2 separate regions of the Homo sapiens genome follow, and region 1 is linked to region 2. Evidence: chromatin contacts called from ENCODE Hi-C or POLR2A ChIA-PET data. All regions are on one chromosome and are shown on one strand. Each heading gives the region's core, a stretch centred on a gene start or an enhancer-like site at or near the end of the contact. The rest is flanking DNA. Distances are from core to core; before and after follow the strand shown. Region 1 holds the start of ZNF273 (zinc finger protein 273). Region 2 overlaps ZNF680 (zinc finger protein 680).

The links. A loop is a pair of places that touch in the nucleus more often than their neighbours do. ChIA-PET counts read pairs that join two places held with the same protein, here RNA polymerase II (POLR2A).
Region 1: a loop to region 2 is called in a map with no recorded cell type, with 3 times the contacts of the local background. The contact joins the promoter of ZNF273 here to the enhancer-like site in region 2. A Hi-C loop is called at or near these places in 1 of 168 maps with a recorded cell type or tissue (OCI-LY7) and 3 of 37 single-sample maps with no recorded cell type. POLR2A ChIA-PET finds 5 or more read pairs at or near these places in 1 of 52 experiments (GM12878).

Annotation. Positions count from the first base shown.
Region 1 is chr7:64,899,893-64,905,347 of GRCh38, reverse strand. It overlaps ZNF273 (zinc finger protein 273), which reads right to left and starts at 2,075. Exons shown (of 4, transcript NM_021148.3): 1 at 1,929-2,075. The coding sequence starts at 2,030. RefSeq lists enhancers at 1,821-1,930, 1,961-2,020, 1,335-2,207, 2,421-2,470, 2,491-2,540 and 1 more.
Region 2 is chr7:64,540,556-64,545,527 of GRCh38, reverse strand. It overlaps ZNF680 (zinc finger protein 680), which reads left to right. Exons shown (of 4, transcript NM_178558.5): 2 at 1,096-1,222; 3 at 1,726-1,821. Among named protein-coding and RNA genes, the nearest start is that of ZNF680, 20 kb to the left of the region's middle. Within about 2 kb of position 3,713, at least 6 of the 41 ENCODE cell types and tissues checked have a DNase peak (open chromatin) inside an H3K27ac peak, as active enhancers do.

The DNA of each region.
Region 1 (5,455 bases), core at 826-3,325, 360 kb before region 2:
GGCCAGGAGTTCAAGGCCAGTACAGCCAACATGGTGAAACCTCCTCTCTACAAAAAACACAAAAATTAGCCAGGTGTGTCGGCGTGCACTTGTAATCCCAGCTACTTGGTAGGCTGAGACTGGAGAATCGCTTGAACCTGGGAGGCGGAGTTTGCAGTGAGCCACGATCGCCCCATTGCACTCCAGCCTGGGCGACAGAATGAGACTGTCTCAAAAAAAAAAAAAAAAAAAAAAAAAAGTGCACCAGGAGATGCCTCTCAGCCCCACGACATCCACCTGCTCTTTTAAGAAGCTACACTCCATACCTGAGACTGTCCTATGGGAGAAAATGACCCAGGAGCTGATATTCACTAAACATTGTAGCAGACATAGCGATTGTGGGTATCTTGGTTTATCCCCAGACAGTACTAAAACTCAAAACCAGGAAAACACTGAGGAGTGGCTGAGGAAACAGCACTCCATAAAGTTTCCAAAGGGAAACCTTGACCCAAAAACATTTTGGTAAGATCTCTGTGCCTAGGGAAGATTATTTTAAAAAGAGGCACAGAGATTTTTTTACAATACAGTGTCAGGGGATGATTCTTTGCTTTCTTCTCCTGGGAAATATTTTCAAACAGAAAAAAATTTTTCTAAAGTGCTATCCAATGCTGTGTCAAAAAATGATTAATTAAAATACAGTATCTAAAATGTACACTAAAATAATGTGAATTAGGATGAGGAAGTTGGCATTTCGGAATGTCAGAAAAAACTGGAAATTTGGTATTTTACTGCAAGCCAGAGTTAGGCTGAAGGAATTGGGGGTGGGGAGTAGTCTTGAGACTCTGCTTGGGCCACATGTGAAAATTTCAGGGGAAAATCTATCCCCTGTAGAGTGTGTACACAATTAAGTAGCAGGCAATTAGACTGAGGTAGCTCCAGTCCCAGGGTCCCCATTTTTTAAAAAAATCTAACTCAAATTGGCCGGGCGCGGTGGCTCACGCCTGTAGTCCTAGCACTTTGGGAGGCGGAGGCGGGTGGATTGCCTGAGCTCAGGAGTTCGAGACCAGGCTGGGCAACACAGTGAAACCCAGACTCTACTAAAATACAGAAAAGTTAGCTGGGCGTGGCGGCGTGCGCCTGTAATCCCAGTTACTTGGGAGGCTGAAGCAGGAGAATTGCATGAACCCGGGAGGCGTTGGTTGCAGTGAGCCGAGATGGCTGCCATTGCACTCCAGCCTGAGCGACAGTGTGAGACTCTGTCTCAGAAAGAAAGAAAAAAAAATCTAACTCAAACTTTTTGTAAATTACAACATTGAGGGAAACAAAATTCAGGCTTAACCAACCATAAACTGCCAATTAACCTCTGATGACATAACCAGGAAATGTCCACCCTGAATTTACAAATTAAGAAACTACATAACGGTACCTAACCAATTATTGGCTTTCTTCATCACACACCTTATAAAAGTCTTTCCTTCAAGCCCTTCCCATGGACCACAAACTACAAACCACAGCTGGGTGCTCTATAATTTGTGAATGACTGTCTGATTAAATTCTTTAATATTTTCGCGGTGACTTCCATACATTTTTAATAGAAAAAAGGAGGGTCTGGGAACCCCATGGACCAAAGCTCTTCCTAGTCATGAACCCTGCATCCCGAGTCATCGAGGAGAGATGCGGCGCTGCGGCAGCAGAGCTGCCCAGGGAGGGCTCCAGGCCAGGGAACGGTCACTGCGCAGGGAGGAGACAGGACGCCCGGGATCCCGGCTGCCAGCCCAGCAGCCATCTTATGACTGAAGGGGACTGAGGGCCGAGCTGCGCCAAGGAGAACTCCTGGCCGCGGATTTTGGAGTCTACTGCAGGGAGGCCGGAGTCTCGCCACATCCACTTCCCACCAGTTCCAACCAGGCCCTCCCCCTCTCTCGGGATCTGGGACCCGGCACTCTCACCATTTCTAGGCTTCCAGGGAGTCCTGGCGTCTTAGCTGTGGATCTCCCAATACCTGCAGGTAACGGGGCCACAGAAGGTGGACCTCTAGGAGCAGAGGACATAGAGCAGTGAAGACGAGACCTGGAGCTGCGACTGCAGCGAGAGACAAAGGCCCCGCCAAATCCCGGAAGCCGTCCTGTCCGCTCCAGCTGCGTGCCTGATTGGACGGGTCCCAGCCCAGCGTCCCTGATTGGAGGATGTTTAAGGACCCGCCCCCTCAGGCCCTGAATGACAGAAGGTGTGCTCAGTTGCTGGGCTGAAAGAAGATAGAATGAAACCTAAACTGCAGGCTTTTCAGTCAGGGCTTCCTCCCTGAACTGAGCCCGGCCCACCCACGGGGTATTTGCATTTAACCTTGTGTATAAGGTCATATGCATTTATATTAATAAATAGTATAGTGTGTGAAAGGAAAATAAATTTTGCGGCCCCAAAATCACTAAGCTATAGGGAAAAGTCAAGCTGGGAACTGCTTAGGGCAAACCTGCCTTCCATTCTATTCAAAGTCACCCCTCTGCTCACTGAGATGATTGCATATCTGATTGCCTCCTTTTCCCAGGCTAATCAGGAACTCAAAAGAATGCAACCATTTGTCTTTTATCTACCTAGGACCTGGAAGCCGCCTCCCCACTTCCAGTTTTCTTTCTTTCTTTTTCTTTCTCTCTCTCTGTCTCTTTCGGAGTCTCGCTCTGTCTTCCAGGCTGGAGTGCAGTGGCACGATCCGATCTCTGCTACTGCAACTTCCACCTCCCTCCGGGGTTCAAGCGATTCTCCTGCCTCAGCCTCCAGAGTAGCTGGCTAATTTTTCTATTTTTAGTAAAGACGGGGTTTCACCACTTTGTCCAGGCTGGTCTTGAACTCCTGACCTCAGGTGATCCACCCGCCTCGGCTTCCCAAAGTGCTGGGATTACAGGCGTGAGCCACCGCGCCTGGCCTCAGAATAAACTTTCTAAATTAACTGAGATCTGTCTCAGATATTTGAGGTTCACAATTATATGGCTATTAACAAATGGAAAAAATATAATAACATTATTTAATATCCGATTTTACGACCTTCCTAGCTTCTGGTCCTTTAAGCAGGCAGCCTGAGATTTTAAAACGGAGTTAATTCTCTGAAATAAAATGTAAGCCACATGTGAATTTTAAATATTCTAGTAGCCAAACTTAAAAAAAAAAGGAAGAAACAGGTGGAATTTATTGTAACAATTTCATCGTTATATATTCTAGTTCTAGAATTCAAATATTCTAATATTCAAAATATTATTTTAATATGTGAGCAGTATGTAATTTTTCATGTAATATATATTATTGTATATAATAATATAAAATATGTATAATAATATATAATATTATGTATAATATTATACATGACCTCAAGTGATCTGCCCGCCTTGGCCTCCCAAAGTAGTGCTAGGATTACAGGCGTGAGCCACCGCGCCCGAAGCAGCGGTGCTTTTTGAGAAGGAGTTTCACTCGCACAATGTGGGCTCACCGCAACCTCCACCTCCGGGTTCAAGCGATTCTCCCACCTCAGCCTCCCGAGTAGCTGAGATTACCGGCATGTGCCATCGTGCCCGGCTAATTTTGTATTTTTAGTAGAGACGGCCTTTCTCCATGTTGGTCAGGCTGGTCTCGAACTCCCAACCTCATGTGATCCGCCCGCCTCGGCCTCCCAAAGTGCTGGGATTACAAGTGCTTTTAAGAGAAAGAGACACATCATAGGAGGATCCCATGGCAGAGAAAAGAAAAGAGGGTCTCACTTACGGAAGAAATAATCACCTATCATCTGGAATAGCATAAGACAAGCAAAAGAGATCACGACCTGACTACATCAATGAGAAGAAAAAGGCAACCTGGCTGAAAGGACTCATTGGCATCATGGAGCTACATTTAATAAGCTGCAGTGAATGGTCAGCCTCTGGGATACCAATAGTCTACCAAGAAGGCTGAACTCATTCTAATAAAATCAGCATGTCTGCACCATTCCGGTGGCATAGGGTTACAGTATCCGTTACAGAAACCCCATAAAGACCAGTGGGTACCCTTCTAGAATTGAAGTTATTGTGAAAAAGCATACCAGCGCCGGGCACGGTAGCTCATGCCTGTAATCCCAGCACTTTGGGAGGCTGAGGCAGGTAGATCACCTGAGGTCAGGAGTTCGAGACCAGCCTGGCCAACATGGTAAAACCTCATCTCTACTAAAAATACAAAAATTAGCCAGGTGTGATGGCGTGCGCTTGTAGTCCCAGCAACTCGGGAGGCTAAGGTATGAGAATCGCTTGAACTCAGGAGGCAGAGGCTGCAATGAGCCGAGATGGAGCCACTGCACTCCAGCCTGGGAGATAGAGCAAGACTCTCTCTACAAAAAAAAAAAAATAAATAAAGGCATACTAGCTTGGTGCCTTGGCTCATGCCTATAATCCTCGTGGCATGGAAAACTAGAACATGGACACACACAGAGTTAGGTTCAGAGCAGAAGTTTATAGGCAAAAGAGAAAAGAGCTCTCTGTGACAGAGAGTGTTCTTGGAGAAGTGGGTTGCTGGTTTCATGGTGAAATGCAAGGTGTTTTATAGATGATCTTGAGAAGGTAATGTCTGATGTACATAGGGTATGAAAGATTGATTGGATTAGGTGTGCCATTTGTATACGGTGCAAAAAACTGGTTAGGACTAGTTGTGCTATTTGCATAGGTGTGAAAATCTGGCCGCCCCCACCCTAATTTTTTATTATGCAGATGGATTCTCTGCCTGGCCAGCAGCCATGTTGCCTATTTCTTTAACGTTCAATGGTGAGGAAAGGGAGGATGGAGCCTCCATGTTGAACACACCTGGCTAGCTGCTGGCATTCACTAGTGCAAGCTTCCGGTTTGCTTATCCATGTTTGCTGCTCGATTTTTCAGGCTGCTTTTGGTTAAAAGGGAAACCTTGCCAGGGACTCTTTTACCCTCGCTATCTGCCTAAACAATTTCTTTCTATCTCCTGTACCACTTGCATTTTGGGAGTTCAAGGTGGATGGATCACTTGAGCCCAGGAGTTTGAAACCAGCCTGGGCAACATGACAAAACACCATCTCTACTAAAAGTACAAAAATTGCCCGGCATGGTGGCACAAGGCTGTATTCCCAGCTACTCAGGAGTCTGAGGTGGGAGGATTACTTCAGCCTTGAAAATGGAGGTGGCAGTGAGCCGAGATTACACAACTGCACTCCAGCCTGGGTGACAGAGCGAGACTTGGTCTCAAAACAAACAAACAAAAAAAAAAAAAGAGAGAGAAAAGAAAAAGCATAAAGCATACCTAATCATTTGTTATCACAGTTAAATCCCTTGAAACCAGGCAGGGTGTGGTGGCTCATCCCAGCACTTTGGGAGGCCGAGGCAGGCGGATCCCATGAGGTTGGGAGTTCGAGACCAGCCTGACCAACATGGAGAAACCCCGTCTCTACTAAAAATACAAAATTAGCCAGGCTTGGTGGCGCATGCCTGTAATCCCA
Region 2 (4,972 bases), core at 2,464-4,963:
ATTTGTTCCTAGTGCAGTTGATGTTAATGATTCACTTGGCTAAAGAGCTGTCTGACAAGTTTTTTTTATAGTTAATTACTTTTCATTAGTAAGTATCTTTATGCAGCTGATGTGCATAAATTATCACATTTGATTTGGCAGCTGCCTTTCTTCCTTAGGTTTTATTTGCATATATGTCTTTGGAAGATGAAGGCTCTCATCTTTATTTACAGAAAAACTGGGAAAACACAGGATCTTTTTTTTTTTTTTTTTTTTTTTTTTTTTGAGATGGAGTCTCACTCTGTTGCCCAGGCTAGAATGCACTGGCGCAGTCTCAGTTCACTGCAACCTCCACCTCCCAGGTTCAAGCGATTCTCCTGCCTCAGCCTCCCAAGTAGCTGGAATTACAGACGCACATCATTGTGCCCGGCTAATTTTTGTATTTTTTTTTTAGTAGAGATGGGGTTTCGCCATGTTGGCCAGGCTGATTTCGAACTCGTGACCTCAGGTGATCCGCCTGCCTCGGCCTCCCAGAGTGCTGGGATTACAGGCGTGAGCCACCATGCCTGGCCAACACAGGCTCTTTTACTTAGTGGATGTTTGACAAAATACTCTTCTTGGGCCAAAAACATTGGCATTACTGGTGAGCTTGTTAGAAATTCAGAAATTCAAACTTTATTCCAGATTTTCTAAAAACAATCCGCATAATAAGATCTTCAGTTTATTGTACACATTAAAATTTGAGATGTACCTTCTAATTCAACATGTCTTTTCTATCTGAAAAATATACACAACTCATTGTGTATGATGTAAATATAGCACTCAAAAATTTACATGTTTGTATTCATGTCCTGTTATAGTTTTTCTTCAAAAAAGTATATATACACTGATGTTGTGGATCTTATGCTGTTCTCTTATCTGAGTTAAAGAATATATTAGAGAATATTTCTGCATTGAAATTTATTTTATTGTATAATTTGACTCACTCCTGTAAGTCAGAATCAGTTTTCTATACTGTCTTACTTTGCCTTGAGCCAAAATAAAAATTCTGCCCATGGTCATTTAGTAAATATATAAGTGTGTGTGTGTGTGTGTGTGTGTGTGTGTGTTTTTCAGGGACCACTGACATTTAGGGATGTGGCCATAGAATTCTCTCTGGAGGAGTGGCAATGCCTGGACACTGCACAACGGAATTTATATAGGAAAGTGATGTTTGAGAACTACAGAAACCTGGTCTTCCTGGGTGAGGATAACTTCAACACACAATTCCTAATATGCCCTAAAGGTTTTATTTCTCTTTTTTTGCATAACTTGTGGTAATTTGTGCTTTGCATAAATGAGTTTCAGATCCCTGTTTTCAAGAAAATCTTTGAGCTTTGTCCATGTAGAAAAAAATTCCTTCAGTACGTTTCATCTTGACCTGAACTTTCCACATTCCTGAGCTGATCTATGTCCTTCACTCTAGATTAGTGGTAATTACAGAAATTTGATGGCATAAAATGTTGTTGCCCACACCTTAAAATTTAATTGCCCCCACCAATTTTTGATTCAGTAGTACTGGGTAGTGAAATTAAAGACCTAAAAATTTAAAGTATTTTCTAAATATTTAGAAATGTCTGTTATAAATTAGTAATTTGGGATTAATTTACTAGAATATGCTATGACATTCTCTTTACTGAGCACATTAGTAGTTTGGTAATTGGAGAATATGAGCAAGATTCATGTTATTTATTTTTAATAAAACAGGTATTGCTGTCTCTAAGCCTCACCTGATAACCTGTTTGGAGCAAGGAAAAGAGCCCTGGAATAGGAAGAGACAGGAGATGGTAGCCAAACCCCCAGGTAGGTGAGAGTGATAGTGAATACAACAGATGACACAGATGAGAGGTCCAGATGTCAAAGAGAAAGTCAGTTCTTGACATGGGATTTGGGAAGCTATGTTCCAGAGAAAATAGTTTTTGGGAAGCTCAGTTTCTTTTCTCTTGCTCTCACATAGGGGCATCTTCTTTATGCTCTTAAATTCTCTAAAAATTCTACTTTCCCATCAGTGATCTTCCTTCAAGTTTACTGTAAGCCAAAGTCCTCTTTATGGCTTATAAGAGACTGCACAATCTGACTGATGTTCCATTGTTTTAGGGACACACAAATATCTGCAAAATTTTGAGAAACTGTTATTTTTTAAGTTCTCTTTCTACATCACGTCTGAAATGTGTGTGATTAGTGGTTTCTTTTCCATTTTTTTGGTTCATTTTTCTGCACATTTCATATTTTTATTATTATAGTCTTTTTTGATAGTCGAAATATAGTTCGAAATTATAAAGTATAATGTCCTTCTTTGTTCTTTTTCCTCCAGATTGCTTTGACTATTCAAAGTTTATTGTAGTTTCATATAAATTTTAGGATTTTATTTTTCATTGCTGTAAAAAAATGCCACTGGAATTTCGATAGGGAGTTCATTGAATCCATAGATTATTTTGGATAATATGGCACTTTAACAATATTTATGCTTTCAATCCATAGACATAAAATACTTTAAAATTTATTTGCGTTGGCCAGGCACAGTAGCTCACACTTGTAATCCCAGCACTTTGGGAGGCCAAGGCAGGGAGATCACTTGAGGTCAGGAGTTTGAGACCAGCCTGGCCATCAGGGTGAAATCCCATCTCAACTAAAAATACAAAAATTAGCCTGGCATGGTGGCAGGTTCCTATAATCCCAGCTACCCAAAAGGCTGAGGCAGGAGAATTGCTTTAACACAGGAGGTGGAGGCTGCAGTGAGCTGAGATTGTACCACTGCACTCCAGCCTGTGTGACAGAGACTCTGTCTCAAAAAATAATTATTTGCCTCTTCTCTAATTTATTTCATTAATATATTTTTATTGTAAAGATTTTTTTACCTCCTTGTTTAAATTTGTTCTCAGAAATTATTTTAATGCTACTGTAAATAAGATTGTTTTCTTAATAATCAGTTTGCTTTAAGTGTATGGAACCATAACTTAAACTTGTATGTTAATTTTATATTTTGCTAATTTACTGAATGTATTTATTAATTTAAACAGGTTTTAGTGTACTGTTTATAATTTTTTATATATAAGAGCATATGATCGATAAGCAGCAAGTTTTTACTCATTTGTCTTCAATTTCAGTGAGTTTAAAAACTTTTTTTGACTAATTTTTCTGCCACATACTTGCAGTTCTATGTTAAAATAAAGTATTTACAGTGGGTACAATATAGTTTTGCATTGGTGTCTGAATTTAAAGGAGCAAACACCTCTTTAAGTTTTTATAAACTGGTTTAGAAGGTAAAGATTTTTTTTGTTGGGTTCTCAGGGTGATGGGATGTCCTCTGGGTTTGTAGTGGAGAGGGGCGTAGCTTGGTCACAAGGCTGCTGGGTCTGCACTAGGGCTCACCTTTAGTTGGCTTAACAGGGGCTTGGGTAATTGTAATTTTCATTATATTTTGGAACAGACTAAATATTTTTCTGGATGTTGCTCTGTAGGGCAGACAGTAGGGCAGGTTTTTGTAATTGGGTCTATATATGGTGGGCCTTATATCAGAATGTGGATGAGTATGGCTTTCACTGAGTATCAAAGAGAATTTTTTCAGGTCACTGTGTGGGTTCCTTTATAGGCAGAACTGGCCGTGAACTGTGGCTCAGGGAGCTGGAACTGAGTCATCGAACTGCTTCAGAAACCACAGTAAAGGACAAGGTCTGCAGGCCTGCCTGCGTGGCTATAAATGGCTGTCTTCCTCCAGGCCTCTGGAAGGGCACGGTCTCTCCCAGACTGTGGCTGGGAGGAGTTTGGGATGATTAGAGAGTAAGTTCAGAATTCTCAGTGGGACCAAATTTGGTGGGCCATTTCCTGGTCTGCAGCCTAGAACAGGGGTCCTGTATTTTTCCACCTGAATGAGGGCCTGCCTTCTGAAAAGAACACTCCTTAATCTTAGACTGTAGCAGTTTCACAACACCCTCTCTGGATCTCAAAGCTCTCTTAAAGGCACTTATTTTTGAGATGGGTTTTGGCTTCATAACCCAGGTTGGTCTTGAAATCCTGGCCTGAAGCAGTTCCCCAACCTGAATGTACCATGTAGCTGTCATTACAGGTGTGAGCCATGGCTCACATAAATGCATTTTTGACAGGGATGGCTGATAAATTTTCTTGCTGTGGGATGATAAGCAAATAAGGAACCTTTTATTTTTCCATCTTACTGATGTCACTCTCCCTATACATTTTTACTTTCTATTTTCTATTTCAAATTTTTCTGTACTTTAGGTTCAGACATTTAGGACAATATGCTAGAATTTACATGATATGGTTGATGTTACTTATAAATTTAAGTTTGCTTCAGGCAAACAGGAATTACAGGATTTTCACCCACTTAAGCATATATCTAAATAACAACATAACTAATTTCTAAATATTTGTTTTATATATAAGAAGTGCTAACCATATTCTGCAAAATATATAATTTTTAAATTTAGCAATGCAAGACTATTGTTTTGCTTCTAAAGTTGGATTACAGTAGTTTTATTTTGTGTAAGAATAGCATATATTTAAAACATAAATACTAATTTCTTGTAAATTTTTGTTTATTATAAATTTATTGTTAGAATCTTTTATTTATAATTATACTGTTTTTTTCCTGAAATTTTATTGCAACACAGCGCATGCCAATGATTTGAAATACCTGCTTTCCATGAGTACACATAGTCAAATATTGTAATTATCTAGACAAATTTTTTAATGGCACATAAATATTGCAAAGCAGATTTTGTGAGTAAACTTCTTTAGTTATTGTTTTGCAGTTCCATATTAGTGTTTTATTTAGTGTACTTTTTAAACATCAGTTTATTGTGATTTTTTGTTTTACTTATATATTTAGACATTTTGCAATTCTGTTTGTAAACTTTAAGTCAACATGGGGTTTAATTAAAAGATAAATCAGCCGGGCTCAGTGGCTCATGCCTGTAATCCCAGCACTTTGGGAGCC